2 separate regions of the Mus musculus genome follow, and region 1 is linked to region 2. The links are chromatin contacts, found by Hi-C in ENCODE. All regions are on one chromosome and are shown on one strand. Each heading gives the region's core, a stretch centred on a gene start or an enhancer-like site at or near the end of the contact. The rest is flanking DNA. Distances are from core to core; before and after follow the strand shown.

What was found. Hi-C counts contacts between places; a loop is a spot of excess contacts on that map.
Region 1: a loop to region 2 is called in a map of left cerebral cortex, with 2.5 times the contacts of the local background. The contact joins the enhancer-like site here to the promoter of Pwp2 in region 2. A Hi-C loop is called at or near these places in 3 of 37 maps with a recorded cell type or tissue (CH12.LX, T-helper 2 cell and left cerebral cortex).

The regions. Positions count from the first base shown.
Region 1 is chr10:78,221,706-78,224,405 of GRCm38, reverse strand. It overlaps Trappc10 (trafficking protein particle complex 10), which reads left to right. Exons shown (of 23, transcript NM_001081055.2): 4 at 1,546-1,742. Among named protein-coding and RNA genes, the nearest start is that of Trappc10, 22 kb to the left of the region's middle. Within about 2 kb of position 1,268, at least 1 of the 3 ENCODE cell types and tissues checked has a DNase peak (open chromatin) inside an H3K27ac peak, as active enhancers do.
Region 2 is chr10:78,183,739-78,186,438 of GRCm38, reverse strand. It overlaps Pwp2 (PWP2 periodic tryptophan protein homolog (yeast)), which reads left to right and starts at 1,290. Exons shown (of 21, transcript NM_029546.2): 1 at 1,290-1,368; 2 at 2,269-2,381. The coding sequence starts at 1,351. It overlaps Trappc10 (trafficking protein particle complex 10), which reads left to right. Exons shown (of 23, transcript NM_001081055.2): 23 at 1-1,017.

The sequences.
Region 1 (2,700 bases), core at 19-2,518, 38 kb before region 2:
GGTGAGCCTCAAAATACTTAAAATGAACTTGTGCTGACACGCATGTTCTCCTCTGGCTGTCACGAGTATAAGTCGTGTTTTCCAGGATGCCCTGCCCAACATGTACTTTTTTGCATGCCAGGGACTTTCCTCGTCGAGAGGCTGGGTCTTTATATCTTCTGGTTCAGCTTGTGTGGCTGTGATTTTTAAGGCAGTCAATGCCTTCTGCTGGCCAGACCCCAGTCACTGTCATATGAAGCCTTGTGCTCTCAGAAAGCCATGAGGAGGCCCAAGCCATTAGAGACTCACCCACTGTGTTCCGTCTCCCAGCCTTAAAACACAGCTCCACACCTCACCTTCTGCTGCAGATCTATGAGCACAGTAGAACTAAATCACTACACAGTGTAGTGTAAGGTTTTACACCGTGGTGGCTAGTTGGAGAGACAGGAAGAAGGAAGAGAGAAGGGTGGGGTGGGAGGCATGGGAGTTTTGATTGAAGTTACCTTGTTTAATTTACTATTGATTCAAGAAGAATTTAATAGTGGTAAGTTCTCTTGAACCTAGGAGCATGCAGTGAGTTTGTATTCCTTTGTACCCTGTTATGGCCTTAGTCATAACTTCACAGAGGCCATGCACCATCCAACTTCCCCAGGTCCACTTAGTTTAGTTCTTGGGGTCATTGTAAATGGTTTCATTGAAATTATCCTAATAAGGATCATCCTTTTTGATTTTTCAGTGTTTGGGTTTTTTGTTTGTTTGTTTGTTTGTTTTGAGACAGGGTTTCTCTGTGTATCTCTGACTGTCCTGAAACTCACTCTGTAGACCAGGTTGGCCTCAAACTCTAAGATCCACCTGCCTCTGTGTGCCAAGTGCTGGGATCAGAGCTATGCACTACCACTGCCCCGCTTTGTTTTGTGTTTTGAGACAAGCTTTCCCTGTGCAGTTGATGCTGTGTTAACTTCAGCCTTGCAATTCTGCCGTGGCCTCTATAGTATTAGGGTTGCAGCATGTACTGTATTAGGGAGTACTGCTTTCTCTCACCACTTGGGTTAGTCCTGGGAGAGAGAAGTGGAGCTGTTTTGAGTTGAGCAGCTTCCTGTCAGCTCCTGTGAGCTGGGACAGCGTGAGGGAGCTGGGTGATCTTCTCTCTGGCTCTTATGTGGAGAATTCAAGGGGCATTGAAGTTGGATCAGGATTCCAGGGCTTCCTGAGAGCTGAGGGTTACTGTGTGTGTGGACAGCTGGCAAGAAGCTAGGGTCCTGGCTGACTAATGACAATGACAGCCTTACGGGGCTTGGGCACAGAGCCCTGACTAAAGCTCTTCCTCGGCTCTTGGGCAATAGCACCCTGGGTGACCTCCTCAGCTCTTCAGCCCTTGGTGCTGTATCTTATGTCTTTGGGTGCCAGAATATGCCAGTGCTGAGACACCCACTCGGTTTACCCTCTGGCTACCACAGTGTGTTAAAATGCTGTGACTAGTGGCTCTTTGTTACTGACACCCTCCCTGTTCCTAGAGACAAAGGGGCATTGGGAAGCTCGCCTTCACAGTGACTTATTTATTTTTAGGATACTGAAGTGTACAAAGCTACGGTAAAAGACGACCTCACCAAGTGGCAGAATGTTCTGAAAGCTCATAGCTCTGTGGACTGGCTAATAGTGGTAGTTGAAAATGATGCCAAGAAAAAAAACAAAACCAACATCCTTCCCCGAACTTCTATTGTGGACAAAATAAGAAATGACTTTTGTAATAAACAGAGTGACAGGTAAGTATGTCTTGCATTTTATCCACTTTGATGTTAGTGATAGCCGTTGACTCAGGCAGTCTAGAAAACTACAGAGGGGTGCAGGATCCCTTCCCTAAACCCCTCCTCTGTAATTCCTGGCCTAGCAGTTCATCTCCAGGTGGACAGCCTAGGGGGAGAGGCTTCTGGGCCAGTGGCCCTGGGGAAGATCAGTCCTTGAATAGGGTAGAATTCCCCAAGTAGTTTCTTAACCGTGAGACACGCATTTCTGTTTATAGTCCACTTTTTAAAAGTTCCTGGAAGGAAGTTGCAAAGCAGCAGCTTCATCCCTTCCTTGTAGTGTCTTACTGCTCCTCTGCGCCTGCTGGGACTTCCTCTCCTTAGCACTGCAGACACAGTTGACCAGGTGGCTGTGTGCTGACTCGTCTCGGAGATGCCCTGGTGAGACATGCTCTCATTCCCATGGTCATTGCCACCAGCGGAGGGTCCCCATGCTGCAAGAACCTATAAGAGTGCCACTAACCTGCTTTGGGGACCTGAGGGAGGTGTTTGGGGTCAGGGCTGGGCTGGGAAGTAGAGCATGTATGAAGTGAGTGGGAAAGCGCCCAGAGCAGAGCGGTTCCTCTGCGACTCTTCAGAACACTGTCATTTTCTATGCACATTGATAGCTGCTGTTGTCACTTAGTACATTGGGAATTTTCCGTGTATGCCCCTGTCCCATTATTGCTAGTGAACACATAATAGGGCAACACATCCATGTACAGTTCACACACAGAAACCTTGAGGACTGTTGGGCTCTTGTTTGCTTACTGTTCCTACAGACATTGTCCATGTCTTTCCAGCCCAGATCCTGTGAATGTCCTTAACGACTTCCTTAGAATCTGCTCCTTAAAGGGAAGTTGCTTGGTTACAGGTTCTGTCCATTCTTCACACCTTTGGCAAAATACTGCTGAGTCAGATGCTAACTCAGGGATTGTCT
Region 2 (2,700 bases), core at 41-2,540:
CAGATCCCATTACGGATGGTTGTGAGCCACCATGTGGTTGCTGGGATTTGAACTCAGGACCTTCAGAAGAGTACTCAGTGCTCTTAACTGCTAAGCCATCTCTCCAGCCCCAGGGTATTTGCTTTTAACTCAGCCAGTAAATAAAGGATAGTACGACGCCCACAACACACCACCACCAAGTGGTTTTCATTTGCAGGAATTGGAGGAATGCTTAAAGAAAATAAACACTGGGGCTGGAGAGATGGCTCAGTGGTTAAGAGCATTGGCTGCTCTACCAGAGGTCCTGAGTTCAAATCCCAGCAACCACATGGTGGCTCATAACCATATGTAATGGGATCTGATGCCCTCTTCTAGTGTGTCTGAAGACAGTGGCAGTGTACTCACATAAACCTTAAAAAAAAAAAAAACAAAAAAAAAACAAACATTTATTTAAAACCCTCTGAAAACCTATTTTATGTGCAGTTTAAAACTAATAAACTTGGGGAGCTGGGTATGCAAATTAGAACTTGGTACTTACTGAATGTCTACAGCCCTCTGAACTCTGTTTTCGGTAAACCTTTGACAGTTGGCCTGCAGATGTCAAGTCCATGTGTGGGGAGGTCTTTGAGACTTGATCCTGGCAGAAAAGCTTCCACCCGGCACTGCTAGCCTCCCGCATCCGTGTGTAGTCCTTTAGAGTGGAGTCTGGCTCTTGAGTTCACCGCCCACCCCCTGAGTTTCATATTTCTGAGTTCTCTACGGTTTTCTAATTATATATATTAAGAATAAAACAAAGGGGAGATCTAAAATGTTGGTAGTTCTGTTATTTCTCATGAAGACACCTTTCTCTGTAAGAGAGTTGGCAGCTCTTGTTCTCTGGGATGGGGTCTAGGAAAGGTGACGGCCGCACCTTGACACTGCAGGCGTTGGTTCCATTTTCACAGTGTTCTGTAACATAATGTCAGAGTAAGGCCGCTGTACTAAGATCGTTTAAAGTGTAAGCATTAAAATTCTAAAAATACACGTTTTAAGAAGAAACTCCGTTTGAACTTGGGTTTTTGTTTTTGTTTTGCACGGTTACAGGCGAGTGTGTGACGATTTGCTCGCTTTCTCAGCTCCGGACTGGGCTCTGCATGGAGACCTAGAACTTAGCTCCATTCTCCACCGTCCTAGCGGTCTCAGCTAGTTCACCGCTACGCAGCGCCTGCGTAGAGGCAGGGTGGTGGCGGGAGTGGGGGTGAGGGAGGGACGGGCGGGGCTTCCCAGGACACTAGGGTTGCGGCTCCGCCCCGGAAGTGCGCGTTTTAAGCGCCGGAGATTGTTTGTATTCCGGAAGTGGTTGCAGTACGGTACCCCACGTGTGGTTCCAGGATGAAATTCGCTTACCGGGTGAGCGGCGGGCCGGGCAGGGGCAACGGGAGGGCGATGGAAGGTTCCGAGGACGCGGGAGAGACCGAGGTCGTTGTCATCTCGGCTGCCTGTGGGAAGCACTAGTGGGTCGACCCATCGCAATCTATTGCTCCTGGTTTATACCAGGAGCTCCGGGCTCCTACCCAACAGGTCTCGGGCTGTACCCAGCCCTGTCCAAACTCCTCTTGCCAGACAACACAGCAATAGCTGCTGAAAGGCTCTTAACAACAAACTTCAAGCAACACCCAGCTCTCTACAGGGCCGCCAGTTCTTGGAGCAGTCTCGACAGCGCTCCTCTGCTGATCATACCTCTTAGGAGCCTAGCTCTGCCTGGTGTTATCTCGTTGCATAGCTGCCCACCTACACCCCAGATCGACTCCTGCCTTAGTTAGCCCAGGCAATCCCAGTAAGCAACTACCCTACTGCTCTGCTGGGCTTTGCAGTGTTTGGACATCTGTCCAATTGCCTATGTGCCGTTTCTATGTGGACATAGAACACAAGGCTCGGGTCTCTACACCCAGCTGTGTCTGCTGGATGGAGATGCTTGCCTTTGATAACTGAATGGATACACCGGGGCACTGATACTTAGCACGGTGGGCGTGGTGAGCATCTCCTGCAGCCCTGTTCACTGAAGCAGCTTCTCTTAGAATGGAGATCCTGTGCCCTTCTGTGCCTGGCAAATGCTTCCTGTCTTGGGAGTATAGTACCATTCAAGGGAACCCTGGGCTCCTGAGAATTAAGTTGGGTTCCTCCTCTGCCCAGGGGCAGGACACACCTATGGTCAGGTACTTTACTACCTATGCCCAGATGCCTCTCATCACCATTTCAGAGAGCTGACGCTGTGTTCTCTGTGTTAAAACTGATTCATTTCCTTTGCAGTTCTCGAATTTGTTGGGTACGGTTTATCGGTGTGGAAACTTAAATTTCACACATGATGGAAATTCTGTTATCAGCCCCGTGGGAAATAGAGTCACTGTGTTTGACCTTAAGAAGTAAGTATGGGGAGACAATGTTAGCAGGGACGTTATCCTCCGTGTGAAGGCTAGCCATCCTCTTTGTGGCTTGCAGGACTACTGGATTTAGGAGGACACAGGTCATGGTAGAGTTGCCTGCTGAGGTCCTCGTTTTTCATTCTAGTATCTAGAACACCAGCATTACTCTTAAAGGGAAAGGAAAAGTCATGTGCCTTTTGGCTGTTGGCTAGCAAGTAGGGGTGGTGGCAGATAGGAAGGTTATCTCAAAAGGTGAGCACTTACTGTGGGGGGAGGGGCGGCTCTAAGGGCCCCAGGACAGGTGGTTTGGAGAGTTCAG